Regions from separate parts of the Homo sapiens genome. Here region 2 is linked to region 1. Evidence: chromatin loops called from intact Hi-C (ENCODE). Cell type or tissue: PC-3. All regions are shown on one strand. Each heading gives the region's core, and the rest is flanking DNA. Links, peaks and the distances in the headings are about the cores only. Region 1 overlaps TENM4 (teneurin transmembrane protein 4). Region 2 overlaps TENM4 (teneurin transmembrane protein 4).

Evidence for each region. Peaks named below come from ENCODE experiments on the same cell type or tissue, not always from the same donor. Only the 100,000 strongest peaks of a DNase experiment are listed, where the experiment ranks them.
Region 2: a loop joins it to region 1, with 2.8 times the contacts of the local background. A loop is called at or near these places in 4 of 110 quality-filtered maps.

The regions. Positions count from the first base shown.
Region 1 is chr11:78,791,359-78,806,839 of GRCh38, forward strand. TENM4 (teneurin transmembrane protein 4) reads right to left here. Exons shown (of 34, transcript NM_001098816.3): 15 at 13,934-14,134. Among named protein-coding and RNA genes, the nearest start is that of NARS2, 220 kb to the left of the region's middle. RefSeq lists an enhancer at 10,720-11,221. In PC-3, for the core only: CTCF peaks have their summits at 7,406 (motif pointing right), 7,612 and 10,369; DNase peaks (open chromatin) are centred at 4,783, 5,813, 7,443 and 10,043; H3K4me3 peaks cover 807 bases; H3K27ac peaks cover 8,000 bases.
Region 2 is chr11:79,152,350-79,167,830 of GRCh38, forward strand. The region is part of intron 3 of TENM4 (teneurin transmembrane protein 4); the gene reads right to left. Among named protein-coding and RNA genes, the nearest start is that of TENM4-AS1, 67 kb to the left of the region's middle. In PC-3, for the core only: CTCF peaks have their summits at 7,509 (motif pointing left), 8,658 (motif pointing left) and 8,862; a DNase peak (open chromatin) is centred at 8,602.

The DNA of each region.
Region 1 (15,481 bases), core at 3,822-11,821:
GACTATGCTAAAGAATGTGCTTTGACAGCTCATATGTCTTTTACATAATGTAAGTGGTCCTTTGTGAAATGTGGGTTACAGCTCCTCTCCTAGTCACAAGTTCCCTTATGTAAAACAGGGATGACGTCAACTACTATACTTTGGAGGACTGCTGTAGGAATTACTTTCATTTGGTTGATTTCTTGGGTGCTCCCTGTGTGCAAGCCCCACAGTGGGCACTGGAGATCCCATGGTGATTATGACAGGCATGAATTTTTCCTTGACCTCAAGGAGTTTACATTCTAGCATGGCAGACAGATATAACCTAAATCAATTTAGCATGAACAAAAGTATAGCTTCTAACATAGTGCCTGGCACATATTCAGGATATAATAAATACACACATTTTTATGAGAAAGGAGATGTAGTGGCAAGTACACTAGACTAAACTTAGAAGACCAGATATGAATTCTGACGTTTGCAACATACCCAATAACAAGGGAGGGTTTGATAAATGCTAGTTGGCTTTCACATGACCAACATCAGAGCTTTCTGAATTAATGGAGGAGGGCTGGGGTCTGGGAGGAATCTTTTGAAGTACTAGGAGTACACAAGCCATAGAGGAGACTTGAGTTCAGATTCTGACTCCCCAGTTTCCTAGCTGTGGGTACTTGGGGAACTTAATCTCTCTGAGACATAATTCTTTACCCCTAAAATGAGGAGAGTAATAATGGTCCCCCTCTAGGATGAGTGGTGACAACTGAAGAAAATAGTTTATATGAAAAGCTCTGTGTACACTATGCTGTGTATGACTAATTGATGAGGACCTAAGATGATTCCATCAGCACAGCTCCAAGTAACCCAGCAGAGGAATGTGTTCCTGAAGAATGAAATATTTGCTTTTCTAGTAGTGGTCTCAAACTTTGGGGCTACTACTAGAAAAGCATGCTCTTCCTCTGGTCACCTAGCATGGCATCATCAGCCAAGAGTATCAAAACCTAGGTAGAAGCCATTTGTATTTGTAGCCTGGACTTCCTCTCAAAATCAGAGGAAAATCTCCAACTGTCCAAAAATTCCTATTCCAAGCTTACAGAGTTCTTGATTGAACTGTACAGGCCCTTGGAGATGAACCTGGCAACACGTGAGCTCTTCCCCTACAGAAAGTCAAACCCATAGCACCACCCTTTCCCTACCCCACCTCTTCCCTGCCTCACCCGTGCACTGTCCTCTCTCTAGATTGGAAGCCCACCTGATGGGAAGATCAATGTGGTCCCCTGGCACTAGCACCAGGTGTGGCCCAGCATGGCTTTCAACAAATGTTTGTTGAAAGAATAGATGAATGAAAAAAGCTTTAATGGAAGAGGTGTATGTCGGTTGATGCGACTCTATCTCAGTGCCACGTTGTACACAGGTTATTTTGTTAAATATATTATGTAGAGGCTCAGTGTCCTTTGTGCCTAAGCTTCTTAGAAACTCATTTTCTCCAATCTCTGTGTGTGAACTCTGTAATTTAAAACAATGCCTCAGTCCTTACACCCACAGACACATCTTCTTCATGCTAATGCCCAAGTCACACTTGTTCTCTTTCTATGATGTGGAAGGGGGTGAACACACGAGGAAGAGGCGAAAGAGCAGGGAAAAGACACAAGGTTTGGCTCTTGGTTAATTATGTCAAAAAATGTATATGTACAGGAAAAGCTGCCCCAGGCTCGTCTCATTAGATGTTAATCCCCGTGCAAGCCCAGATGAAGCCTGGGACCTATCGCTGCTACGTTTTAATTTGTCTGGACTTACTTTACAATCCTGTTCATTAAAATAGCTGGTAGGGGAAGCTGTGCCTTTCTCCGAAAGGGAAAGACTTATGCACAATTTTCCCACAAAATTTCTTCTACTTGGAAAGATGCTCAAAACTGATACAAGTAGGGGGTAGAAGGGCCCCCGCCCAAAGATCTGCACGCCTTCCTGCTGAGCAAGGAACAGGTGCAAATGAAGCTGTTTCTAAAATTCCAGTCATGTGGAAACAGAGTCTTGCTCCCCGGGACCTCCTGGGAAGTCCTTTCATAAGTCTGCATTTAGCACTAGAAGAGGTAATAAGTATAATTGTTCTATTTTGCTGAGGACCTGAGATTCCAAGAGTGACCTTAAGAAATTTTAATAGAGGGTTAATTTTAAATGATTCCTGCCACGATTTTTTGTTTTATCACTAGCTCATCTGAGTTACTGCACAAGTGGGGGAGTTTATCAGAAATTCTGGCATACTTAAAGTCCAAGCCAAACCATTAATAGTCAGCATTTGAGGCAAAAATAAGAAAATGAAGTACCTTCAATGTTCCAGAACTGCAACTGTTGTTGTTGGAACACAAATATTAACTCATTAAATTCTCTCAATAGTCCTGCAATGATGCTTTCACTCCCATATCATAGTTGAGGAAACAGCTTGGAGACATTAAGTGCTCAAAGGTACTTAGCTAGAAATGAAAGGTGACTGTGATTCACATGATTTTTGGCCTATGAGTTGTGGGATCAGGTTTAGACAATACCTCAGATGCCATATGAGTGTATCCCCTGATTGTTAATTACATCTTAGATCATAGCCCCAGCTAGACTATAAGATCTCTGGAATCAGTGTTTTCAGTTTCCTTCCTCACCTCAACCCAATGCTGACTGTGTTAAGCACTTTTCCTTTTGTTTGTCTGTTTATCCGTCTGTTCATCCTCCATCCAACTGTCTGCTCATCCATCAGCCCATCTATCTGTCCATCCACCCAAATGTGTAATCACCTAACCAGCTGTGTGTCACCAGGCCATCTAAGTGTCCCAACTATTTCATGTTTATGTGCTGGAAAGCATCAGGGAAAGGAGGGGTTGAAGATACTGGAGGGAGCAAGGGGATGCTCAGCTGAGGTGCCTTTCAACAGGTAGAGAGGACTGTTTCCGAAGCACAATCAGAGGAACGGGCATAGTGGGTACTTCACCCTCTGGGTAGAGGGATCAGACAGAGTCATGTGGGACACAGTCTGTATGGGAAGCAGGCAGGATAATGGGGCAGCACTAAACTATTGGCCTCAGCGTTCTCCGTGAGGTAGGAGGCGGGAATCTCCCTGGAGCAGGGTGCTGGTGAATAGATGTGAACATTTGAAACAGCCCCCTGGCGAATGAGAGCGAGAACTCACAAAGTACAAGAACTGCAGCTGGGAGGGCCCAGGAGAGGCTAAAGATCAGGAGCATGATGTGATTTGGCTTAGTGGCATTCAGAAGCACAGCTTTGAGATCAGAAGTGGTGAATGGTTAAAATGATCCTGGGTTTTGCAAGGTGGATGTGGAATAAAGGCACAGAGACCAGGGAGCTGTGAGTGATGGACCAGCGGAAGAGCAGAAAATGTAGAAGGAGATTGAGCCAGGAGAGAACTGGCACTGGGTAGGAAGTGGCCTGGTTCTGGCCAGGACATTTCCTTTAGGTGGATTAGTGTCAAGGAAGAAAAAGAGCAAAACTAGAGGAGCAGGCTTTATGGTTAGAAAAGAATTCTCTAGATGGGAAAACTAGGGCCCATCTAGGAAGTACCTTATCCTATGCCACACAGTGACATGCATGTCAGTACTTGAGTAGGAACTTGCTGGCTGCCTTGGCAAACAGTCAATGTAAGGGGGCAGCTGGACAAGTAGCTGCCAGATGGTGGTCGCTGCGCTCTTTGGGCCTTCTTCTGTGCTTCTGCCTGGGCCATTTCCATAGTCTGGGCTCCTTTACCGTGATCTTCATGTATTCAAATCTAAATGTGCTTTGAGTTCTGGCTCCAATGCCACCTCCTCCTTGAAACCCCCTCCCGGCAGCTGGAAGGAGTTTCACCTTCTGCCTTCCCAAAGCACTTTTACGTGGATCTCCCTTTCTCAGGGTTATTAGTCTACCTGAGTTGTCTAGAGAACCCTGCCATCATCAAATTAATCTCTGCATTCCCTAGTGAGTCTTACACAGGAAACATGTCTTCTGACTGTATCTGTATTGCCAGATTCCAGTGGTACAGGACAGAGTGCTCACGTAACTGTTCAAGATTCTGTGATTTTTCAGAGAAGAGGCTTGGAATCAGGTAAGAGCCTGCTCTGCTACTTCCTAGCTATGTGAAACAAATACTGCACACCTTTGAGCCTTATTTTTGTCATTTATAAAATGGTGATAATGATATCTATCTATCAGAGTTTTAAAACAGATTTAAAAATATACTGAGCATCTACTATGTGACAGATAGGCCTAGGGGCTGAGGATACGAGATTATATGAAATTATTCGTATCCACAAGAAACTCAAGTCTGCCTATGTGTGTAAATGTGCACAATGCCAGCCACCATGCCCAGCACACAGTAGGCTAATTAAAAGTTAGCTTTTTCTCCCACAGACCAGATCTCCATATATTTTGTACAAATTAGCATTCTGAAAGTATGGCACCCACGCTGTCTCCCTGCCTCCCTCACTAAGTTGGACAGATGGCTTTCAGTCTCAGTGCAGGTTTCAGGAAGAAGCCAGAAGGGGAAGAAGGTACAGCAAAGGAACCTCTGACTTCCTTACAGTAATTAGTCTCCTTTAGACATTGAGGCCAAACCCAAGCTACTCTCCTGTGCTTTTCAACTTCCCTCCCTATCACCCGAGAGTCAGAGCTGCTTCAAGCCATGGCTCTGTTCCACGGATCGAGATGGCGGAAAGTTAATGAGCCTTGGAAACCACACGGCCTTTCACCTCATTCAAGGAGCTTGGAGAGCTTTCAAACCAAGCAGAAAAGTGGATTCCAGTATGTGGGTGCAGAGCAGGTCTCCACATCTATTCCCCCAGGACTAGATTTTCAAGTCTTTACAAAGCACCTACCACAGGAAGCAGTAAGCCACTGCTATTCCTCTTAATTGGAGAGTATCTGGCTTCCTGATTAGAGGAGTTCAAACCCAGCTTGGAGGAGGCCTCCAAATAGGAGCTGACTTTGCAGAAGGATAACAAGTCAGGAAAGAACTAGTGAGCAAGGAAGCCAAATAACGAGACTGGGATGTGTATTTTCGGCCAGGACTGGAACACAACCTGACCCCCACTAAAAGGGCCCAACTGGGTGAAATGAAGAGACAGCTGATGTTACACTCTCTTCCTAATGACCTCTGACCCTAATAACCTTTTGTAAAAGGCTCATTTCTCCACTCAGTCATAAGCTCATCTATCTAACTCTTTCCTGGACACTTCCACCTGGCTGTCCCCCAAGAACCTCCAACTGTATGCTGACAATAGAGTAGGTTTCTAAAACCAAACCTGACCTTGTCACACCTCCGCCTAAAACTTCTCAGTGGCTCCCAAAGACAGAAAAAACCTAAACTCCTTCAAGATTATTCATGCTGGCTTTCCTCATCTTTTCCCCCTCTCACTACTGCCACAAATATCCTAAAAGCTAAGCCACTTCAAGCTACTCATCTTTCCTAGAAAATGCCTTGATCTCCCATCTTTGTATATGTTGCAAATCTTTGACTTCTACAATTGGCTGTTGCAAGGTGCTTGCCTCTTCCTTTTATCACTACCTACTCATATCCAACCTCCACCACCACCTTGAATTCCACTTCCTCCAAGAAGCTTCCCTGACCATTGGTTGAGAGCAATTGTTCTTTTTCTGAAACCCTTGTAGTAATATTAGTACACCAAAGTCATGATCCAATTTACATGGTTCCTCTGGCAGTGTTACTAAATGAAGTGCTATCCAAAACCTGATACCTGATTTACTGGCAGTTTCAGCACAAACCTTGGTAATAGCCAATGGCAGAGTTGTGCAGAGGATAAACATGGGCTCTGAAGCCAGAGAAGCCTGGAAGTGAATCATTGTTTTCTCAGAGTGTCTTTGAGCAAGTCACGCAAGTTCTCTGGACCCTGGTTTCCTGGGAGTAACACCATCTGCAATGTCAGAGGTTAATGTATTTGCTGTTTGAATAAGTCATGAAGCACGTACATGAAGGAGCTCTGTAAAATATAAAATTTCCATTGAAAGAACAGTTTTTTTTTAAGATTACAAGTTATAATAACAGCAGTTTGATTCAGGAAGACAACTAGAGATTTTGTACAAGATATCAGCTTGGGCATCCAAATAGAAACTTCATTCTGAAGCCCAATTTCAGAAGGGCTTATATTTGCATACTGAAGAGATCCAATTCTGATAGAAAACGTTCCAGGGCTGTCAGGGGAAATTCTACTAAATTACAAATCTGCCAGCTCTTGGTTTATCAACCTTTAACTCTGGCAGTATTTAGCAGCATGCTTGTCTGGGCCCAATTTTCCAGTCTTTGATTAAATGTTAGGAACTGACCATCTCATTGTGTCTAAACCGCCACACTACCTCCCAGGCAACTGGGAGGCTCTTCCGTGCCGCCCTCTGACACTTCCCTTCCTCTCTATGCCACTGTCAATCTCCTGGATATTTATTATTCTGAACTTTGATTTCAGGCTATCACTTGCTGTTGGGAAGGGGTACAGGAAATGTCAAGTCTCAATGGATATTATTCCTCTGGAGAGATTCTAACCTTGAGTTTCCCCTCCTATAACATGCCTATACAGAAATAGCCTAACTTGATTGTTTCCTTTTGATGTTTAATTGGATGTTGGTGCTGTGCTTTCTGGACTGAGAAGCTAATGCTTCTCAGAGAAGGAACAATTCTAGCTACACAAATGAGACTTGTAACAGGGGAGAATGCTCAATGCTGAATCTAATTTTCTCTCCCATCCATGAACATAAGACAATTTCTCTGGCATTAAAGCATCTCACTCAGTCTTTCTGTCATTAATAAGAATTAAATTCTGTTCCCTCAAATTTAAATGTAATTATATTTTGCCTCGTAAATAAAATTGAATTTAGCTCTAGTGCAACTGCTATGTTTAGAGCTTTAATTATTTTAACCCGGTTGCTACTTTAAGCTTATTTTTGTTAAAGCATTGAGTTTATTTTGCTGTCGATTGTGACCTAATTTGATAACAGGGCTTTTCAGCGCCATATCCATCTAGTCGTTATTGTTATTATTTATGCTTTGTGATTCTCTTTCCCTTTGGGTAGGGGAGGAGATTAATAGAGAATAAACTGAAAGCTTAGAGGATCTGAGTGTGAATTCTGGAGGGTTCCACTGTGTTAAGGTAGAATCTAGGCCAGATTGAGTTGAGAGAGCCAAAGAAAGAGATCTGATGTGGAGTCTGAAAGGGCAACAGTCAATGTTCATTGACAATTATTTTAAGCCAAGATTTTCGGCACAGCATTCAGCGGGCTCCGAGGTTTGGATCCTGCCTACCTCTGGCCTTCTTTCCTGCCACCCACCCCTGCAGCTTCTATCTCCAGCTGGACTGAGCCGCGACTGTCCAGCTGATCATGCATGCTCTCTACTTGTGCACACGCTGTTCCCTTGGCCTGCACTGCCCTCTCCTCCTTGGCCACCAGGGGGCCTCCCTTCAGTCCCCTTTCAGGGTCTGGCTCACAGATCTCTGGCTGGTGACAACCTTCTCCATTTCCTCTCCCATCCCATTACTGGCCAAGTTCACTGCTTCTGCTTTTGTGCTCCCAAACCCTACTGTACACACAACAATCAGAGCTCTGCTCATGCTGAATAATTAGGCGTCTCATTTCCTGACCAGGCTGTGGGGCTGTCTGATCCTCGGTGCCTAAAACAGTGAATGCCCAGCACACAGGATAGGCCAGAAAGATTCAGTGAATGAATGCAGTGAATGTGTCAGCGTGGGAGCAGGTCTGGAGCTACTGTGGGGTGCTCTCTCTGAGGAGGTTGTGCTCTTCTCTGGAATGGACCTCAGGAAGCTTGTGATGCTGAGAGGAGGCTGACCCTAACTCCCTTGTGCTGTGGGCCACTGACCTAGTTGTTTGGGGTTAATGTGTCAGCTTTTATCTGACTCTTCATCTAGACAATGATCTAGATAATGACTCTTCATCTAGAGTCAATGACCAGTGTTGGGGCTGGGGAAAGGGGATGGTAGAGAGATTCAGAAACTGCAAGGAAACTGCGCCTCTGAGAGAGCAAGTGAGTTGTTTACGGTTACACAGATTCAGGTCCAGGCCTTCTGGCTCCAAACCTTCACTGTATAAACTGTCCTAAGAATTACACTTGTTAGAGTCTAAGGACTGTTTGGATAACTTAAATCTAATCATGCATTCTAAAACTATATAAAACTACTTCATTTATTGACTGCTTACTGAATGCAGCCACCATATACATGTGAAATCTGATTTGGAAAACAACCCTGCAAGGCAGGTGTCATTAGCCATAGTCTATGCTTAAGCTTAGTGTTGAAAATCTAGCCTGGTCCTACTCCAAATTTCATGCAATTCTTGCTGACTGCACGTGTTACCTCCAAACCTGTGCCACTGAATCTCTAAAACATCTCCACCTGTTATTCCACAAAACTCAATTGCAATCAAATGATAAGAATCATAAACCCGCAGCATGAGCATTTTACAGGCAAAATCTCTGCCATGTATTGCTTCTGTGAGCCAGCAACCCTAAGGAATAAAATATAGGGAGAGGGCCCTCTCAAATAAAAGTCATTTATGGGAGACAAGACTGGAGAGAGCTCATATAGCAGTGGAAATGAGGAATAAATTTATGAGGCTGAGGAGAGAGGCTATGGGGGTAAGGGTGGGGAAGGAAGACCTGAGGGAGAACCAACAGGGACAAATGATGAGTCTAAGGGATGGCTTTTGAAAGCGTACCATGGAAAATGCCACAGAGGCTAAAATCTTTAGAAGCCATTAAGCTCTGAAAGAAAGGTGAGCCTTTCCAATTCTAAGGACCATCTCAAAGAGATTAAATTCTTTCCCTTTTCTGAGACAGCTCTGAGCCAAGAGGGTGAAAAGCCAACTAAAGCACAAGGAAGGGGAGATGGGAGGAGTTGTTCTGCTCAGCAGTGCTGCTGAGTGTACCCACTTTATGCAAAAGTTGATGAGGCATTCAGCCCAGCAGGCCTGCTCCCTAGGGAAGATGGCTTGAAGGAGGTGAAATGATGCCAGCTCTTGTCCAGGAGGGCTTCTGGCTGGCTGGCACTGCGCATGAAACTAACATGATCTAGGTCTGGGAAGTGACAGACAAGGAGCACAGAGATTTGGTGTTAGCCCAGCACACTGTGTGGGGAGTGGGAGGGAAGGGGTTTATGAGGAGGTGGGGAGGAGGTGGAGTCCTGAGAGAAGGGATTAGGTTCGCTGTCGGGTAGTGTGCTGGGATCTTCCTGGACAGAGCTTTCGGCTGCAGCCCCTCTCTTCCCTGTGTTTCCAGGGGGCTCTTTTTCTTTCTTTGACTATTCACTGGTTAAGTCATTCATGCAATAATCACCAAGAACCTAATGTATGTTTGTCCCTATGCTAGGGATACTTATAGGCCCTGACCTCACAGAGTTCACAGGGGAGAGAGAGAGAGAGAGAGAGAGAGAGAGATTGATTAGAATACATCAGTCAATATAACATAGTGTTTAGGAGAGACCTTGGAGCCAGATGTGGTTTGAATCTGGACTCCGCCACTTATGAGTCGGGTGAGGGTTGGGGGAGAAAAGGGATGCCAGTATGTAATTTAATCTTTCTGAGCTTCAGTTTCCTTATCTGGAAATGGTAATACTAGTAATACTTCCTTCCCAGGGTTCTTATGAACCTTAGCTAAGATAAGGTTGTAAAGGACTTAGTTCAGTGCCTGGTACATGCTAAATACTAAGAAATGGATGGCTCTTTGTTACTCTATCCTGTGGCTTGTCAGAAAGAGAGATAAGAATGGCAACATGAACACCTCTTTGGATAGAAAGGGGGCATGAGGCAAGAGCTGAGGACTTGGGAACAAAGGGCCTGGATTTAATTCAAACTGCCTCAGGTAAGCTGAGTCACTTAGGGCCAGTCATTCCCCGCTTCCAACTCTTTTCTATCTGTTTAACAGCAACAGCAGTAGCCACCTCCCCCACCATCACTACCACCACCATGATCAGTATCATCCTCACAAGTGACTCAGGAAGTGAAGTCCCACTGGGGCCTATGTCCTGTGCTCTTCTGGGGCATAAGAATCTGTTGCAACAGTTATGTCGTGTGATTTATCAGGAAGGAAGACCACATGCATGAGGCTGGACTGAAAGAGGAATTTCTGAGACGAGACTGGAAGCCAAGTTGCCAGGAAGCCAGGGAACTGAGTAAACACTTGTATAAAATCTGACTTCACTGTTTCCACAAACCTAACCAAAGTGCTGAGGAACTTGTCAGCTCACATTTCAATACAGGGCTGGTTGTTGAGTGCAGGGCATGTTGATTTAAGCTGCTTTCATTAAATCCTGTTCTTGGTGCCAAACAGCAAGACACTCATCTCAGGGAATAGACAGTGTTCCCTCCTAGGAGGCAGCAGGCAGCAGGGGCCCATCTCTACCAACCCAAGAACCCAGAACCAATGCTGATGGTGCAAGGATCACTTGGGATTTGTCCTTTGGCCTGCAGCTCCTGATGGGAGGGACTGGGCAGTGTCTGTGCCAGCTCTGCCATGCCAGGCAGCAAGCAGCATAAGCAAGATGACTTGAGCTACCGTTTGTCTAGGGTGTGAGCTGTGCCAGATACTACAAGAACTACTTTGCCCAAATTTCCTCACCTAATCCTCACAGTGATTCCATAAAGTAATTTTACCTAAGGGAAAATTAAGGGTTAGAGGGTTAAGCCACATGATGAAGCCATTCAACGAGTGGGGAGCAACTCTTCCCCCAAAAAGCCCAGTGCCTGTTCTGCTGCCCTGTAGCTAACTCCCTAAACAGAAAGATAGTTTCTTGGCTCTAGTGAATCCAGGCAACGAGGCATTCCTTGCATAGCTTCACTGCAAAAACTCAATAGCTTTAAAACAGCTTTCACTCAATGAAAGTGCCCTTGGAAGGGAGGTGGTAGAAAGACATTAAGTGCTTACTGTATGACGGACACTGTTCTACGTGCATACCAAAACGATGTACTTTAATGATTACATAACCCGCTGAGGCAGGTACTATTACTATCTCCATTTTTCAGATAAGGAAACTGAAGTCAAGAAAAGTGAGCTTTCTTGCCAAGGTCGCATGGTTAACATGTGGCAGAAGCAGGGTGGAACCCAGGCCAGCAGTTCCTGCACAGCAGGGGCTGAGGAGAGAGAACAGTTGAAATGCCCTCATTCTCCTTCAAACCAGCTTCCAGAGGTGAAGTGACAGCTGAGGAGGAACGTGGCCTGTGGAGAGTGCTGGAAAGCAGGCTGCCCCAGCGTGGGGCCAAGCCTTGACTCCCAGCTTCCTCCCTCACCAGCATGGCTCATGCAAGTCACGGCCACTCCTCTAGCCTCATCACAGGAACAGGGGCAATACCGTACCTGTCATCCCAACCTCACAGGGCTGCTGTTGCGCAGGGTGTGTGTTGCCATGTGAAACATCTTTGTATGCTATGGGACACTCAACAAACGCCAATTGTTTTCACTATTACAATACTTTTAAAGCTGCCTTTTATATTCCTGGCCTTGTGGCAATCATGAGACCCTTCTAGTCATTTATAGGATAGAGATTTAAAAATTAGAATCTATATTTCTGAAAGGGATTTCATCTTCCATCTTATAATCAAATGTCTTTGTTAATATCAAGTGCTCTACCAATGAGTGTTTTAATCATCATCATAACAACAGCTAACAACTATTGAGCTCATATAATGGGCCAAATCTTTTTTTCTTTTCTTTTTTTTTTTTTGAGATGGAGTCTCACTCTGTTGCCCAGGCTGGAGTACAGTGGCACGATCTCAGCTCACTGCAACCTCTGCCATCCGGGTTCAAGAGATTCTCCGCCTCAGCCTCCTGAGTAGCTGGGATTACAGATGCTTGTCATTGCGCCCGGCTAATTTTTGTAGTTTTAGTGGAGACGGGGTTTCACCATCTTGGCCAGGCTGGTCTTGAACTCCTTGACATCATGATCTACCCACCTCGGCCTCCCAAAGTGCTGGGATTACAGGCGTGAGCCACTGTGCCCAGCCTTTCATTTTCTTAAATAATTCTCACTATAACTCCAGAAGGTAGGTACTATCATTATCTCCATTTTATAGCTTCAAAGGGTAAAGTAACTTGCCCAAAATTATAATTAGTAAGTAGCAGGGCCAAGATTTGAAACCCCCAAAAAAAGATTTGAACCCAGGTCTGTCTGACTCAGGGACTTTCCTCATCACATGGTTCTCTCTTGCCTTTGCACATGAGGACAGATACGTGTTTGACACCAGTTACGGGGAGTGGTATAGCCAGGACTGAGGAAAGGGAGATCTCATAATTCTATTCAAAGTCCCTTCTAATAGTTCGGTTGTTTCCGTTTACTGAGCTAACTAAAGAATACTTAGTAATCTCATCCAAAGTTATACGTACCTCCTCAGAGGCTGTGGGGTTTCATCAGGGATTAACAGTGCAAGACGCAGTTATATACCTATCATAAATTAGCTTTGTGGCCACATAATGAACAATGCAAGCCAGCGTAGCTTTAAGAGGACCATTTATTATATCGCTATAAACAGAGCTATATAAAAAGAATTATTCCTAAGACCCTGCACATCTGTGCTTACAATCATGCCTTTACATGAGCTTTGCAAACAAGGATAAAAGTCCAATTTAGACTGTGTATTGAACATCAATTCTCTATTCAACAGGGAAAGGTAATTCAAAGTATCCCAAAGGCATGAATGCTACATGGATCTCATTTTTGCCAAAGGTCTCAGCCATCTTTCTTGGTCACAACCAGAACTGTTAATACACAACATAATGAGCTAATCTGATACTCACTTTGTTTAAACAGCGTGGAGTGCCGAGGAAAATGATTTTGAGTAAAAAAGCATAGCTGGAGATGCTATCACTTTTTAGCTTTTTGTCCCTGGGCAGGATCACTTAAAATTTTTCCAAGCCTTAGCTTCTTTATCAGTTCACTTATCTCCATTTTGTTGTTGTTGTTCCCCTCCCCTTTCCCAGAATGCACACTCTACGAAGGCAGGGGCTCTTTGGTCTCCATCCTCTCTGATTAGAAGAGTGCCTGGTATACTGTAGGGGCTCAGTAAGTATTTGCTGTTTAAAGTATTATGTAAATTGGTAAAACATGGATAGCTGACAGCTTTCTTGTAGGGTTTTTGTGCAGATTAAATGAGAGATGAGACGTGACCATAACCCACTATATACCTATACTGTGCTAGGTGACTCACGTATGTTCCCATTTAATCTTCACTTTGAAAGGACCTGTAAATCATAGTGTTTTCAAACAGAAGGGTGCCAACATAATTATCCTTTGTACCTTATATGTACAAACCCTGTGATGAACCAAATGCCACAATCAAGAACACATTCAATCATGTGTTCATGCATTCATTTATCATTATTTATTGAGCAGGTGCTGTGGGTCAGGCCATGCTGAGTCCTGGGGCTGCAGAGGTGAACAAGACATGTTTGCTACCCTCATGGAGCTTAGTGACTAACAGAGCATTTGGCTAGAAGGGCAGGTGGGGGCCAGATCCCAAAGAACCCTAAACACTACACTGAGTTTGGACTTCATTCTGAGAAATGGGTGAAACTGAAGGGTTTGATGGCTGGGACATTTATCCTATAAGGCCCACCCCTACAGAGCTTACCTAGGTACACTTTCCCTATGGCCTTGCCTCCAGGGATGATGTCTTAACATGAGATGAGAGTTCGGTGAAACACATCTGTAATTATAAGCTCCATTGTTAAGGGGTAGTTTTGAATCTCAGGGCCACTACTATGGAAGGAATGATGTAAGGATGTAATTTTTGAATCCTCTCTTTGTCTAAGAGTAGAGGTGTTGAAGGCTAGAGTTCAGAGAAAGAGGAAAAGCACTCAGAGGCACGGGGAATGCATTGCTACGTGATTGGGAACAGTCACGTGATTGGTGACCATGTCACAGTGGAAATCCCCTCCCTCTACCCATGCTTCTTCTCCCCCTGCATTTACCGATAGAACAGTCGTGTCCAGTCCAGCTTGGGTCACAGCTGCAAAGCCCGGTGTCCGGGAGGAAGGTTCCGTGGCCTGAACACTGGTCTAAGCATGTGGCCCTGGGGGTCTCGCAGTTGGTGCCTCCCCATCCCACAGAGCAGTGGCATTCGCCTCTCACGCAGACACCCCGGCCTGAACATGTGGGGTCCATGCAGTCCACTGTGAGATGGAGGAAGGAGAACATAGGTAAGCATCTGACCAGCAAAGGTGAGGCTTCTTTAAGCAAACTACTTAGCTTTGTGGCCAAGGGGCTTCATACATTCTGGCAGAAGGATGCATAGGTCACTTAGTAAGGTGAGAGCAGTACTGCGGCAAATGGCAGACCTGGCTTCCCAACTCCACCCAGGTAGAAATCCCTACCACTTCGTTTGTGGGGCAAAGTAAGAAATGTGTCTCAAGCATCAGCATAGCACTTCATGTCTACTAGATTCTGTTTCATTCACTTCTGAATCTCCACCTCCTAGAACATTGCCTAGCACACAGGAGGTGTTTAATAAGTCTTCATAGAATGAACTTTTATTATCACTTCATAATGCAGGTTTATTTTTGTAGGCATGAGACTAAAATAGATTCCTTCATTTAAATGATAATTTATTTTTAATTAAATTCCATTAGATTTTATCATCTTCCCCAAATTCTTGAGATTGATATGAACTTTCAAACTTCACTTTCCTGGCCAGGTGTGGTGACTCACACCTGTAATCCCAGCACTTTGGGAGGTTGGGGTGGGAGGATTGCTTGAGGCCAGGGGTTTGAGACCAGCCTGGGCAACACAGCGAGATCCTGTCTCTACAAAAAATAAAAAAATGAAAAAAATTAGCTAGGCATGGTGGCACACGCCTGTAGTCCCAGCAACTTGGGAGACTGAGGCAGGAAGATTGCTTGAGTCCAGGAGGTCAAGGCTGCAATGAGCTATAATTGTGCCACTGCACTCCAGCCTGGGCAGTGAGCAAGACTCTGTCTCTAAAAAACAAACAAACAAAACAAAGACAAAAAAATTCACTTTCCTGAGGGCAAACACTTCAATATGTGCTGACTTTGCACAGCTTCTCCTCATGTGGTAGGTGAGTCACATAGTGGTGGCTCACAGCCAGGCAGCCCTTTAGTGCTCCCAGGGCCAAGGGTCAAAGTGGTCTCAGGAGACCAATCCAGAAAGAGGGAAGAGAGAGTAACATTGTGGGTTATCTGCTCTGTGCTTACATGCTAAGCACTTTATATACACTATCAGATTCAGTTTTCTCAGTAACCCAGTGAGATACAGATGAGGAAACCGAGGCTCTGAGAGGTAAATAATTTATGCCAGATCACACAGCTAAACTCTGCCAGAGAGGAATTCTTTTCCTGATTTCTAAAATGGTGGTAAAATACACATACATAAAATTTACCACCTTAGCCACTGTTAAGTGTACAAGTCAGTGGTGTTAAGGACATGGATACTGTTGGGCAACCATCACCACTGTCTCCAGAACTCTTTTTATCTTGCAAAACTGAAACTCTGCACCCATT
Region 2 (15,481 bases), core at 4,470-12,469, 360 kb after region 1:
ACAGAGGAGAACCGGAGAGGTTCATCGTCTCCAGGTCATAGGCCAAGAAAGGTTGTGCAGATGCATTTTCCCTGTTCCCTCCTAGACTTGCAAATGAAGCCTCTAGGAAACTGAGTGCTTTCTGGATGGCTAAAAATAAACTCCCAGAAACTTCATCTAGATATATCATGGCTGTAATTTACAGCGTCTAGAACTTTAGCATGGTATAATTAGCAAATGGATTACAACAATTTATTTTTGGTTTAAAAGCTCGAATGAACACAACCTTCCAGTGGAACGGGAAAACAAGGGGCTGGGAGCCAGCTGCATTCCTCCAACCCCTTCCAATGCCACAGTGTTTGTGCTGGCTGGCAGCCCTCTACTGATGTCCAATGGATATGCAAAGAGAAGGAACTGCAATTCTGAGCTCTGGGCTCCCTGAAGCATGACTTCCTGGACATAGCCTCCCAAAATGGTCAATGTTCATCCTTTTAGTGAGCAGGAAGATGTCCAAACTCACCTTTTCAATGCACAGGAAAACCCAACGGCATTCATCAAGAGGACAGAAGAGCTGCCAACCTTAAACTGATGCAGAAGAAAGGTATACACTGAACAAAACATACCAAAGACTAATTACATGGATGTTTGTTCTTCTAAAGATTCTGGGCACATTTTTAGAATGGCTTTCCATCACTTGCCTTACTGCGGGGAAAGTTTGTTGTGATGTCTCTGAATAGGCAGTACTAAAGGATGATACCAAGATAGACACTTGTCACGAAGCTAGAAGATGACTAGACTGGGGTCAGAGAGGACCTGTGCTCAGGTTTTGGTTTGTTATGTGTGCCATGAATAACAACCAATTCAAAACCCTTTTATAAAATGTCAGTAATGAGTAACTACCTCACAAGATTGTTATGGGGATTAAATGAGAAAAATGTATGAAAAGGATTTTGTAAATGAATATTAGATGATTCTTCTTGTGTGAATACATGTCCAAAGCAGATCATTCTGATGAGGACTTTTTCTGACCAAAGCACTGTAGAACATTGCAGCAAGGGCCAGGGGCAGAGCAGCAGAAATCCTGGGAAATTTTCTTCTCATGTTTCCTTGCACGGTGTCTGGGCAGAGGCAAGTCACCCAGCAGAACAATCAGAGCTAGGAAAGATGGATCCCGACTTGGGTAAGGAGCACAAGACAACCTGTCTCCCTTCTCTCACACCCCTACCAAAACCAAGTATCTGCCCAAACACCCCTTAACCTAGAAGGTGGCATGATGGTGGCCAGGCAGTGTGGGAAACCGAAGCAGTGGTTCTTGCGGCTGAAAGAAGGGGAAGGGTAGTTTTCTGAGCATCTGCCATGTACGAGGCACAGTGCTGGGTCCTTTCACACTGGGGCTCTTCTCCAAACCATGCAAGGTTCCCCTGACACCATGTTATACCATTGCTCATGCTGTGTGTGGGTCTACGAGGCCCCCTTTCTTCTCTCTGATTCTTCAACCAGCCCCTGAGCAGGAAGACTTAGACCCTCATCCTCTCACTCGTTCAATTCTTAGTGATCTTAGGTAAGGTAAGTCATCCATTTTGGAAGGACTTCAGTTTTCTGATCTGTCAGGTTAGGACAAGAACCCCAAACTCACTGCCTTACCAGATTGCTTTCAGACTCAAAAACACTGGGTGTGAAAAGTTTTAAAAACAGTGCAAAAACCTGAAGGCTTATGTCACCCCTTGTTCAAGCTCCTCAAGAGCTTCCTCTTGCTGCTTGTGCTAGTTGGCTTTTGTGTTGCTATAAAGGAATACCTGATGTTGGGTAATTAAAAAAAAAGAGGTTTAATTGGCTCATGGTTCTGCAGGCTGTACAGGAAGCATAGTGTTGGCATCTGCTTCTGGTGAGGGCCTCAGGAAGCTTCCAATCATCGGGGAAGGAGAAAGGGAGCCAGCACATCACATGGCAAGAGAGGGAGTGAGAGAGAGAGAGGAGGTGCCATGTTCTTCTAAACAACCAGATCTCACATAAACTCATAGAGTGAGAACTCACTCATTACCATGAAGAGAGCACCAAACCATTCATGACAGATCTGTCCCCATGTCCCAAACACCTCCCACTAGGCCCACCTCCAACACTGGAGGTCACATTTCAACATGAGATTTGGAGGGAACAAAACATCCAAACCATACCACTCTTAAATAAACATTACATGTCTACTTTGTCCCCTGACCCCCTGCTGATGTTATGTTCCCATCAGGGCCCCTTGTTCCCCCAGCTCCATCCAAACCAGGCATCTTTCAGGTAATTATGCTCAAGGAGTAAGTGCCGTCCCCAAGGCTGGGAGTCCCCTCTTCCCCTTCAGCTCTCAGCTTAGCCTTACTCACTTGCAGGAGAGCTCCTTGGCCCCTCAGAGGAAGGAGTTTCCTCTACTCTACATTCTCAGAGCCCTTGTGATCACACTTACCAGAGTGATGATCTGATTAATGCCTATCTCCCCAGCTAGAATATAAGCCCTCTGAAGCAGGCCCACCTGTATGTTGTCCACCGGGGTGTCCTCAGGGGGCCAAGCATGCAGTAGACCCTTACCTATTTTGTTCACTGCTCTGGACCAGGGCAGGGCACATAGTAGGTACTCAAAAAATACTTGTTGAATGAGTGCATTTCCATGCAGTTCAAATCTGAAGCTGGGTCAGCTCGACCCTCCCTTCTCTGCTCTCCACAAGCTCTCCCTTCCTTTCCCCTGCACTCAGGGCCCTTTCCTGTACTGTTTGCTACCAGGACCTCACCATTATCCAAGTGAGTAGCTTGTCTCCCCTGAGACCACAACAGCCCCAAGGAAGGCCTAGAGAGGCAAACCCTAGCGGGACCCAGAAGAGGGACAGATCCGGAGTATCTGGGCCAATGGAGGTGGGGCACACAGTAGGGGCTCCTGTGGAACCCACATTTGACCTACTCTGAACTTCTGCTTCACAACCTGTTTCTAGGGCAAAGCTTCCAGCCTTGAGCTTTTGCTTCATGGGCTAAAATATGTCTCTCTCTCTCTTTTTTTTTTTTTTGGCTTGAAATAAATGGTTAGCCATTATGATGTAAAATGCAGCTGTCACAGTCCATAGAACAACAGACAGGTTAATATGGGTTTTTAAGAATGCCATTTCCTCATATTAACCCCAGAGCAACGTCAACCTATCAAGATAGACTCCAGAGTGCTCCGGAAACCTGCTGTTTTTGTTCTTTAATAATATTTGATGTTTAAATAATAGTTGATGTTTGTTTCCAAGTAGTTTAATGGTCCGCCTTTCCCTCCCTCCCTCCCTCCCTTCCATCCTTCCTTCCCTCCCTCCCTTCCTTTTTACCTTCCTTCTTTCCCTCCCTCTCCCCCTCCCCTCCTTTCCTCCTTTCCTCCCTCCCTCCCTCCGTCCCTTCCTTCTCTTCCTTCTCTTCCTCCCTGCCTCCTTTCTCTTCTTCCTCATTCCCACTCTAAGAGTATCCTGGCCTAGGCTTTCTCCCTGAGATCTGGGATATAAACATGAAGATGTGTATCTGGGTCATGTCTGGAATTCTGAAGCCTCCTGACTGGGTTCCTTGACCCTCATTTCTTCCTTTTATCCCCCCACCCTTCCCACCTGCCAGCCATCCCATCCTTCCTACATGTTGTCTACTATAGAACTAATTTAACTTCAAAAATATTTAAACTTTAAATAAAGTGTTTAAGTTATTCCCTAAGAGAGGTGAGCTTCAGTTACATAGAAAATGTCAACGGTTAGGACTGGCCTCTCCCAGCAGAAGTGAAGGCACACTGTGTTCTCCTGCCTAGAGGGAAGACTGGGTGGTGTTAAAGGTATCCAGGAAACTCCAGAGGGACAGGTCTGGGCTTGCACTGTGGCTCCGGCCACTTGGCAGCCTGAGGAAGTGACTGTAGAGTCTGTCCTGCACAGACCATTGTAGCTCCTGCCCAAGTTGGCAGCCCAGCACCAATCAATAAGTCCTGCATGGAAGAGTGATGTGCGAGGTGCTTGTCAGCATGGATAGATTGATTCCTCTCTGGTCCCTGTTCACGTTGTGTGTAACGCATACCCCACCAGGGAGTCTTGGAGGGAAGAGGTGAAGGGCGAGATTCTGGCATCACCAGAAATTACTTGTAGATCCTGAAATGGGCAAGGCTTTCTCAGGCCTCCAGCACTTTCTACATGCTGTTTCCTTAGTCTCAGTCACCCTCATCTTTCCCTGAGTAACTCCTTGTCCTTGAAGACTCAGTGGAAGGTTACCTCCTCCTGAAAGCCTTCCTCACCCTCTGTCTAGATCAGAGGTCCATCCTGAGCTTCCAGCACCCTCCTTTTCTTTCTCCCCTGCTGGTGCAATTGTCCCCTTTGTGCAATGCTCTGCTTATTTGACTGTCTCCGATAAATGTCTCCTGTGAATGCCTACCAGTCTAAGGTGCTCTGGGACAAAGAAAAAATAATCAATACACTAATTAATCTATGTATTTACTCTCTGCCTTGCTCCAAAAATAATTTAAGGAAGCACAAGGATCAAATATGCCCCCAAGTAACTTTGAGTCTGGTGAGACAGCAGACAACATAAGCATTTTAAAAATATATGACAAAGGCTGACAATGTGATCAAGTTGAGGGGTTGGGCAGGAGTGGGGACCCTCTCTCTGATCTCCTGCAGGACCAAGCATGACACACAAGGATGCTCAGTGAATGTTTGCGGAATGAGTGAGATGGGTTGAGAAGGAGGACCTGAAGGGGACTTGGAGATCACTTATTTCAAGGGAGGAAATTGTAGTCAGAGAGGAGATGGGACAGTGCAGGAGCTCCCCAGTTAGTAGCAGTGCAGGACACAGAGCCCAGGACTATACGACATTAGTTGGTCATTCTAAGTCCCATTTATTGGATATGCAATAAGACAAGCCATAACTGAGGCTCTCTCTGAGCCTCAGTTTCTGTCCTGGACACCCAGAGATCCAATACATCTTTGTGAACCTATTCCCTTCATACAGGTCTTTAACACCCTGGGCGGCTGTCCTCAATAATCTGTGCTGCAACGTGGAGTAAATCTCTGACTTCTTTTCCTTCTCTTCTGTTGCTTTCTCTCTTTCTTTCATACCTTCACTCACTTACTCATGCACTCAGCGAATGTGTGCCGAGTCCCTACAGCATGCCTGGCTCTGTGCTCTATGTGCTACAGCTACAGTGGTAAAGAAGACCCAGGTCTTGCCATCTGTAACTCAGTACTCTCCTAGTACTCACCCAGGCAGTTTTCAGAGCTACAGTTTCTTCACTGTGCATTGTCCTTCTATTCCTCCACAATTCTGTTCCTGCTGTGTGTCTGCCTGGAACATCCTATCTACTGATCTCCACACTTCTACTCCTCTTCTAAGGCCTCGTCCACAAGCTGCCTCCTCTGTAAAACCTCCCCTGAGGGTTCCATACCTCCTTGCTTTCTACCATAATCCTACTGTACTGTATTGGTAAATTCTGTCTGTTGGTCCCGCTACTGTGAACTCCAGAAGGCCTTGGACAGTGTATTTTTACCATTGTATCTACAGCAGCAGGGAACCAGCAAATGCTCAGGAAACCTTGGCTGAAGTGGCTGAACTTCCTGACCAGCATGTTCTAACTAGTCTGGGGAGTTCTAACCTCTGGTGAGAGGGCAGAATCGTCCTCATTCCACTACACGTCCTACCTGCAAAGCTAGCACAATTATGCTGTGCAGCTTACCTCTGCTCTCAGAAGTCGATCCCAGCTTGCCCAGGACCCAGGGACCCTCCTCCTGCACTCTGGGCTGCTTGCCCCTGCATCCTTGTGTGTCCCACCTAATCTCTGCTTAGGACTTTCTGCAGATTTGCTGGGGAATGTGCATAATCAAAAGTAAGAAAATCTACTTTTGTAACATTTCCACAAATAAAAAATACTCATAGACACTTAAGCTTTTCTGGCCACACCAGAACATTTTGGTAAATTTCCTTTAGGAAGAAAGAATGATCTCCCCTTGCAAAGTTGTAGTCATACTAGCCAAGGCATAGGAGACTACAGACACAGGCAAGACCCTGCCTTGGAATAAGATGGCTGGGGTTGAGCCTGGCTCTGTCATGATAGCTACAAGGTCTCAACAACTTATTTCTTCTCCCTGAGAAGCCTCCAGGTCCTTACCTGTAAATCAGAGTTAATAGCACAACCCTTGCATTGGTGCAATGAAGATTAAATTAGGAGGTAAGACTCTTGACATATTGACTGTGACACTGTACTCAGTAAGGATTAGTACTCTCATGAAGGAATGGGGAAGGTGAGTAGAATGAGAAGAATATCATTTCTCATTGTAGTTTATACTTCTGAAATTGATTCTACACACACTGTCACATTTACGCCTCAATCAACATGTGATATATGCATGATATTATCCTTTTCTTATAGAGAAGGTATCTGAGGCTTAGGGATGTTGAATAATTTGCACAGGATCATACAGGCAGGAGAGATGGATTCACCAATTCTCTGACTCTAAATCTGGAGTTTCAATGGCCACCAGCCACTGAGGAAGCTGCTAGCATGGGTCTACAGCTGGAGAAGTACTCCTCCTCAGACCATCACCTCTATTGGACCAGGATCACAAGCCCCAAATAACCCTAGTATATGGTAGACATGGTCAGTGCTCACTGAAAAGCCCCTGTTCTTCGCAGCCAATATCCACTTTCCTTATAGAGAGGTTGAAGTGAGTGGCATGGAGATGTGTAATTTCCAGGCCAAGAAACAATGAGCCCCTCTGTACTGTTCCTCTTCTGTGGTGGTGACCCTCAAAGCCATGATTTCCAGAATGCAGAGCTATAAGAGGGGGGCTCTACATGGCCCTCATCTGTGATATGAGCAGGAAACGCATCTTTGTTGAGTCAACATCGCTGGGTTTGGGGGTTCTTTGCTGTTATATCTTATCTTAGTCTACCCGGACTGCTGTGTCTAGGTTCAAACTATCGATTGATCACCAAATAAACACCACAGGGAATAACAGTTGGCATGTAGTATCTGATTTAATCTTACCCTACGCACTAGGTAGCATCACCCTTATTTTGCGAATACAGAAACTGAAATCTAAGGATTAAATTTAAAAATGAAATAAAAAGAATAAATTGCCCAAGATAACATGGCTAGCCTGTTTTCAAATGTCTTGTTTTCAAGCTTTTTGTCATTCCTTTTGTCCTTAGTTTTCGCATCTGTAAAAAGGGGGATGGGGCTGGACCAGATGCTTTTAACATTTATCCCACCTCTCATAATTATAATTACATGACTCTTCCAGCTTTGCCCGCCCTCCTGGCCTCCTAATGTGTGGCTGACCCAGATGTTGAGCCTCTAGGTAGATAGAGCTCCAGTCCTGCCCTACAACCCCAGTCTTGCTGCCGATCGCATCTGTCCAGAAAAGAAGAGTGATTTGACTACTGGTTCACTCACTCGTTCACTCAATCAATTATTCTATTATTTATTCATTTCTACTTAATACTGACTCAGTCATTCATTTACAGATGCCTTCCACTTCCTCTTCCACCACCTGCTGGCCAAAGCTCATATTCAGTTCCCCCAATTTTCACTCATTTATTTCCTCAAAATCACACTTGTTCACTCATTCACTTGTTAGCTTCTTCATTTATTTTCTTGTTGATTTATTTATTCACGAATTCATTTTTTACTTATTTATTTCTTCATTTATTCATTCATTAAGTAAATCATTCATTTACCATTTTCATTCTTTCTATCCTTCATTCACTCCCTTCTCCATGCACTCACTCACTCATTCCCTACTCTCCTTCCTCCCTATTCCCCAGTGCAGCATCCTCCCAGGAAGCAGAGCCTCCATCATGGCTGGGGCCATTAGTCCTCCCTCCCAGAACACTCTCTTCCATTTTAACATCCTGCTTGTTGATCTGTGCAGGCATATCTCCTGGTGTGCAGGGGATATGCTTTCCACTCAGAAACTGATGTTCTTGTAATTACTGTTTTGACTTTCACCCTCTAATGATAGAAAATTCTTTCCACAAACTCCTCTAGTATCCAGGAAGGCAACCGTGCAGAATGGGCAAGGCATGCAGTGCCTGGGGGTTCAGATTCCAGAACACAGGGTATTCCTGGCAGTCAGAGCTCGGGGGACTTGGGGAGAGCCTCTCTTCTCCAGGACTTTGCAACCTGGGGTGCAGGGCTGAGATGGAGATGGGGGCATCTCGGAGAGCAGCAGACTTGGGGAGCCAGGTAAAGGAGTGTGAAGAAAAAGCGGCCCATCTCAAGACTGTGGAGTCATAATCTGTCTGTACTTGGGTTACTACAGTGACAGGTGCCAGGGTCAGGGGTGAATATAGAGGCTTATCAGCATGTCACCAGTGAGAATAAGTTGTCAGCAATATCATGGCAGAAGATCAACATTACAATTTACTGACCTCTTACCCTGTATCAGGTATTTCTCATACTTTATTCTAGTTGTCCCTCAATGATCAATCTCCCCATCTTTCATTTAGAAATTTAATCCTTTGAGTTTTAGCTGGTTCCATGACCTCTCAGCCAAAGACTAGATTTCCCGGATTCCCTTGCAGTGAGGCATGACTGTCTAAGTTTGGGCCAATGGGTGTGAGCAGAGGTGTTATGTGCAACTTTTTGCTTGCAGTTTTAGAAAAAAGCCGGTTGCCTTCCACTTCCTCTTCCACCACCTACTGGCTAAAGCATGGCCCTTTTTAGTGAGCCATCTTTGTCTCTGGGGTTAAGGGCATCTTGAACAGCATGTTAGAAAAAGATAAAAGAAGCCCTGAAGAACCTTGTGAAGTAGAACATCTCTATCCCCCTGGCTGAGATTTTATGTGCAAGAGAAACAAGCTTCTTTTATGCTTTGGCCACCACTGTTCTGATCTCTGTTAAAGCAGCCACGCCAGTGTCTACTAATCCCAGGAGGAAACCTCTTTGCCCACATTACGTCTTCTTGAGGATAAACTTCCCTTATGGGAACACTCTTGCCTTACCTTATTCCATTACTAATTTCTCCTTTTCATGGTTGAAACGTGTGCCTTCAAAATTCATGTCCACTGAAAATCTCTGAATGTAATCTTATTTGGAAACATGGTTTTGCAGATGTAATTAAAAGATTGATATAAGACCACACTGGATTAGGGTGGGCTCTAAATCCAACGAGGGGCTCCTTACCAGACAGAAAGGACACACAAAGACACAGAGGGGAAGGCCATGTGAAGTGGGGGTGGAGACTGCAGTGATGTGTGTCCCCAGGCCAAGGAGTGCTGTGGAGTGCTGACAGCCGCCATAGCTAGGAGAGGAGCATGGAGTGGATTCTCTCAGAGCCTCCAGAAGGAGCCACTTCGCCAATACCTGGACTGCAGACTTTTAGCCTGTCCAACTGTGATAGCATATGTTTCTGTTGTTTTAAGTCAGCAACAACTTGTTCTCTGTGAAAGGAGTTCAACCTTTATCTTGTGGTCAGTGGGGACCCATTGAAGGGTTTGCAGTAGAGAAGAGATGATAACAAGAATGGCTAACATGGGTTGAGTACTAACTCTGCACCAGAAAATGACCCAAGTGCGCACTTAGACATACCACCTCAGCTAATCCACAGCACAACATGGACACAGGTACTATCATTACCCCCAGTTACAAATTAGCAAGTTTGTGGTAATCTGAGTGACAATGATTGGGTTGGTGGGTGTGGGAGAAGGAACCGGACCTGCCTCACCCAGTACCCCCTGTATGGCCTATGAAGTGGCCTATGGAAAGCACAGCTCTTCTCCTCTCCTTGACGGGATGGCCAAGTCTGTCTAACTATAGGTCGAAGTGTTAGCAAGACCCTGTGTGCAGATCTAAAGCTGCCCTGTGGGCTTTCCATGGTAATTGGTGGAGGGCAGTGGTCAAGATCATGGCCTTGGAAGCCAGACCACCTGGCATTAAATCCTAGTCTTCCAGTTACTAGTTCTGTGATATGGGAAAAATTAATTAAACTTTCAGTGCCTTGGTTTCTTCATCCATCAAATGGGGCTAAGAATAGTACCTACCTTATAGAAATGTTGTATTAGTTAACATCATAAAGGGCTTAGAACAGAGTTTGACAAATAGGAAATACTAAATAAGTATTAATGCTTAACTAGTGGTCATGATGCTATAAAGTATTTGCTGTTATTATTTATTTATTTATTTATTTATTATTATTGTTATCTGTCTGACTCCTCTATGTCTTAATTAATTTTGATTTTAGGCCAGGAAGATAAGTATTATTTTCTAGCTCCACCGGAATCCCAAAACTTATTTAATTTTCTTTAGCCTGATTTTGCAGATGAGGAAACTAGGTCTGAGAGAGATGAAATGGCAAGCTCTGGACAGCCTTCGAGTCCTCCTCCACATTCCCTGGCTGCCCAGTCACCCATCTGGTCTAGTTGTTGGGTTTGCGGGCTCACCCCTCCCTGGCACCAGGTGGCAGGTCCTGGAAGGTCTCCCTCCTGGCTCCCAGGCAGTGTGCAGGAGCCCATTGGGAACTCCCTGGGCCAGCTGTTCATCTGCTGCACAGCATGCTGAGCCATGCAGCCTGGTCAAGTGGACATGGGCCCATATGAGGATCCATAGTCCCTGTTCATACAAGGCTGGCTGACTCTTCAGCTCTGAGGGAGCTATTTCTGCAGGCCCAAGGTGCGCTGCAGGGAAAGCAGGTTGCACATACATGCATAAACATGGTCCTTCTGCCTAAAAGGTCCCTAGACCTTGTCCCTGAGTGAAGGCAGCATGTTTAATGTAGAGAACCAGCCTGCTTACCAGACACCTGACCCCACATACCAGTTCATTGGGAGGACAGAATTTCCCTCTGCCCAATGGCACAGACGATCTGAGAGGACAGGGGTGAGAGGGAGAGTGAGAGAAGGAAAGGGGAAGGGACATTTGTTGAGCATTTACTGCAGGCCAGGCACTATGCTAGTTGCTTCACGTTTGTATGAATATAACAATTGTTATATTCATAAAAATCCTATGCTGTAAACTCATTTTAACAGGTGTGGAAACTGAAGCCCAACAAGCTGAAAACACTTGTACAAGCCACATAGCCAAGAAACACTGGAGGCCTGCCGAACTTTTTTTTTAATAGTTTTTTTGGGGGAACAGGTGGTTCTTGGTTAGATGAATAAGTTTTTTAACGGAGATTTTGGTGCACCCATCACCCGAGCAGTGCACCCTATACCCAATGTGTAGTCTTTTATTCCTCACACCCCTCCTACCCTTTCCCCTGAGTCCCCAAAGTCCATTGTACCATTCTTATGCCTTTGCGCCCTCATAGCTTAGCTCCCATTATGAGTGAGAACATATGATGTCTGGTTTTCCATTCCTGAGTTACTTCACTTAGAATAATGGTCTCTAACTCCATCCAGGTTGCTGCAAATAGCATTATTTCATTTCTTTTTATGTCTGAGTAATACTCCATGGTATGTGTATATATATACACACACATACATATATATATACACACACATATATATACACATATATATACATGTATGTGTACATATATATTATATATACATATATACACACATATATACACATATATGTACATATATTATATATGGATATATATCGTATATAGGTATATATCCATATATATCATATATATCTATATAGTACTATATATCTATATATCTATATATAGTGTATATATAGTGTATATATAGTATAGTATATAGTATATATATAGTATGTATATAGTATATATACACTATAAATACTATGTATATATAGTGTATATATACACTATATATACTATGTATATATAGTATATATACACTATATATACTATGTATATATAGTATATATGTATATATACAGTATATATAGTGTATATATGGCATACTATAGTGTATATATATACTATATATAGTGTATAGTATATAGTATACTATACTATATACAGTATATATAGTATATATAGTATATAGATATACTAGTATATATAGTATATAGATATACTAGTATATATAGTATATAGATATACTAGTATATATAGTATATAGATATACTATATAGATACTATATATACTATATATAATATATAGTGTATATACTATATAGATATACTAGAATATATATAGTATGTAGTATATAGATATATATGTACTATATAGTATATATAGTATATATATAGTGTATATATATAGTGTATACATATAGTGTATATATATACACTATACATACTATATATATACTATATAGTACTATATATATCTATATACTATATATACTATATACTATATATATACATATATATATCTATATAGTACGGTTTGGCTGTGTCCCCACCCAAATCTCAACTTGACTTGTATCTCCCAGAATTCCCGTGTGTTATGGGAGGGACACAGGGGGAGGTATTTGAATCATGGGGGCTGATCTTTCCCATGCTATTCTCATGATAGTCAAAAAGTCTCACAAGATCTGATGGGTTTATCAGGGGTTTCTGTTTTTGCTTCATCATTTTCTCTTGCTGCCACCAGGTAAGAAGTGCCTTTCACCTCGTGCCATGATTCTGAGGCCTCCCTAGCCATGTGGAACGGTAAGTCCAAGTAAACTCTTTTTGTTCCCAGTCTTGGGTATGACTTTATCAGCAACATGAAAATGGACTAATACTATATATATATGTGTGTGTGTGTGTGTGTGTGTGTGTGTGTGTGTGTGTATACATATATATACATGCACCACATTTTCCTTATCCACTCATTGACTGATGAGCATTTGAGCTGGTTTCATATTTTTGAAATTGCGAATTGTGCTCTTATAAACATGCTTGTACAAGTATCTTTTTCATATAATGACTTCTTTTTCTCTGGGTATCTACCCAGGACTGGGATTGCTGGATCAAATGGTAGTTCTACTTTTAGTTCTTTAAGGAATCTCCACACTATTTTCCATAGTGGTTATACTAGTTTACTTTCCCACCAGCAGCATAAAAGTGTTCCCTTTTCACCACATCCATGCCAATATCTATTACTTTTTGATGTTTTGATTACGGACATTCTTGCAGGAGTGAGACAGTATTGTGTTGTGGTTTTGATTTGCATTTCCCTGATCATTAGTGATGTTGAGCAGCTTTTCATATCTTTGTTGGCCCTTTATATACCTTCTTTTGAGAACTGTCTATTCATGTTCTTAGCCTACTTTTTGATGAAATTGTTTGTTTTGTTCTTGCTGATTTGTTAGAATTCCTTGTAGATTCTGAGTATTAGTCCTTTGTAGGATGTATAGTTGAGGAGATTTTCTCCTACTCTGTGGGTTGTTTGTTTATTCTGTTATTTCTTTTGCTGTGCAAAAACCTTTTGGTATCATTAGGTCCCATCTACTTATCTTTGTTTTTGTTGCATTTGCTTTCAGGTTCTTGATCATAAAGTCTTTGTCTAAGCCAGTATCTAGAAGGGTTTTTCCAATGTTATCTTCGAGAATTTTTATTGTTTCAGGTCTTAGGCTGAAGTCTTTGATCTATCTTGTGTTGATTTTTGTATAAGGTGAGAGATGAGGATCCAGTTTCATTCTTCTACATGTGGCTTGACAATTATCCAAGTACCATTTGTTGAATAGGGTGTCCTTTCCCCACTTTATGTTGTTGTTTGCTTTGTTGAAGATCACTTGACTGTAAGTATTTGGCTTTATTTCTGGGTTTTCTATTCTGTTCCATTGGTCTATATGAGGCCTGCCTAACTTTTTCTCTGACACCACATTATACTTACCTTCATTCTGAATAGGGAGTGTCCTTAAGGTCCAGAAGAGACCCAGAGCAGGTTCTACTGCATGTCTCAGCCACTAATCATCACCGCCAGCAGCAGTGTTGTGGGCAGCACTGAATCACACTTGACACTCCATGGGGGTCTTTTACTTGTATTATCTCTTTTGACTTGATGTAAGTCAAGACATGCTCTGCTAGTGATTGTACTAAGAAAGTTCCATAGCAGAAAGATGAAGGTATTTCGTCTTCTGGACCCCACTGGCTCCATTTCTGGAAATGCCAAGGGCATAGAGCATGTTCTCTTTTTAAGAGGCTTTCATCAGCAAATTCAGCCATCATTTCCCAATGCCCATTTGGTGCCAGGTACTATGCTTGGGTAGGGGATTCAGAGATGAATCATACAATCCCTGCCCCTGAAAGGTTTATGCACAAGTGGGAATTATAGATCTGGAAGCTTAAGAATATCCATGATGAGGATGATAATAAACACTTATTGACTGCTTACTATTGGCTATTCTAAGTTATTGACCCTTATTACCTTATTTAATCTTCATAAAACCCTGTTATTTGCTTCATTTAATTCAGGAGGAAACTGAGGCACAGAGAGAATGGAATTACTAATAAGTGGCAGAAGTGGGAACTGCATTCAGTCGGTCTAGCTCAATTTTGTAGTCATGCGGTGATTAATTTGCCCAGAATGGGTGAAGAGGTCAGTTACAGCTTCATAGAGAGGCAGAATCAGTGCAGGGTTTTGAAGCATAGGCATTTGCCAGGCAGAAAACAGCTGACAGTGCACTAGGAAGTTCCAAACAGAAGAAGAATGAGAAAAGCATGAACAATGGTTGAGAGGCACAAAACTATGGTGTGCAGAAGAATTTCCATGGAGTTCAGTATGGCTAGAACATAAAGCAGGGGAGTGGAGGGTGGGCTATAGTTTCAGAAATGAGGCTGCAGAGGGAACAGGAACTCTTAGAGGCTCATGAATGCCAGGCAGAGAAGCCAGAACATTTTATTCACCCATTGAACAAGTGGAGTTTATTTGTTGCATATGAGTAGTCTGGGGAGAGGCGGTTCAGGCCGGCACGGCAGTTCTACAGAGTTACCAAAGCCCAGGCTCCTTTCACATTTGAACTCTTCCATACTTAGCATTTTCTGCCTGGTTGCGAGGTGGCTGCCACACCTCCAAGCATCATATCTGAGTTCACAGTGGGAAGAAGGGAGAAGGATAAAGAACAATGGCCTGGTCTTTGTGACAGGAGTTCAACCTTTATCTTATGGCCAGTGGGGACCTGTTGAAGGGTCTGAGGTAGGACAGAGATGATAACAAGGATGGCTAACATATATTGAGCAACTAACTCTGCACCAGAGAATATTCTAAGTGCACACTTATACATATCACCTCAACTAATCCATAGAGCAACCTAGATACAGAAACTATCATTATCCCTAGTTACAAATAAAGAAAATAAGGAGACACAGAAAAGTTAAGAAAATTGCCCAAGGCTGCCTAGCCAGGAGCAGCAGAAACTGGGTAGTCTGCCTCCTGGGTCTTGCTGCTGATCACCACATTCTCGTGTATTTAGAAAGGTCCACTCCGACTGCCAGAAGGCTCCAGGTGAAGGGGATGGGGCTTGAGCAGGGTTGGTAGCCCAGTTGGAGGTGAAGGTGGCAGGGTAGGAGGGGAAGAGTCAGGACACAGAGAGAGACTTGGTGTGGGGTTGAGGGTGAGGGACGAGTGGAGGACACCCCCAGGTCTATCTGACCCTCCCCTCTCTAAACCAGGCTCCTTCTGT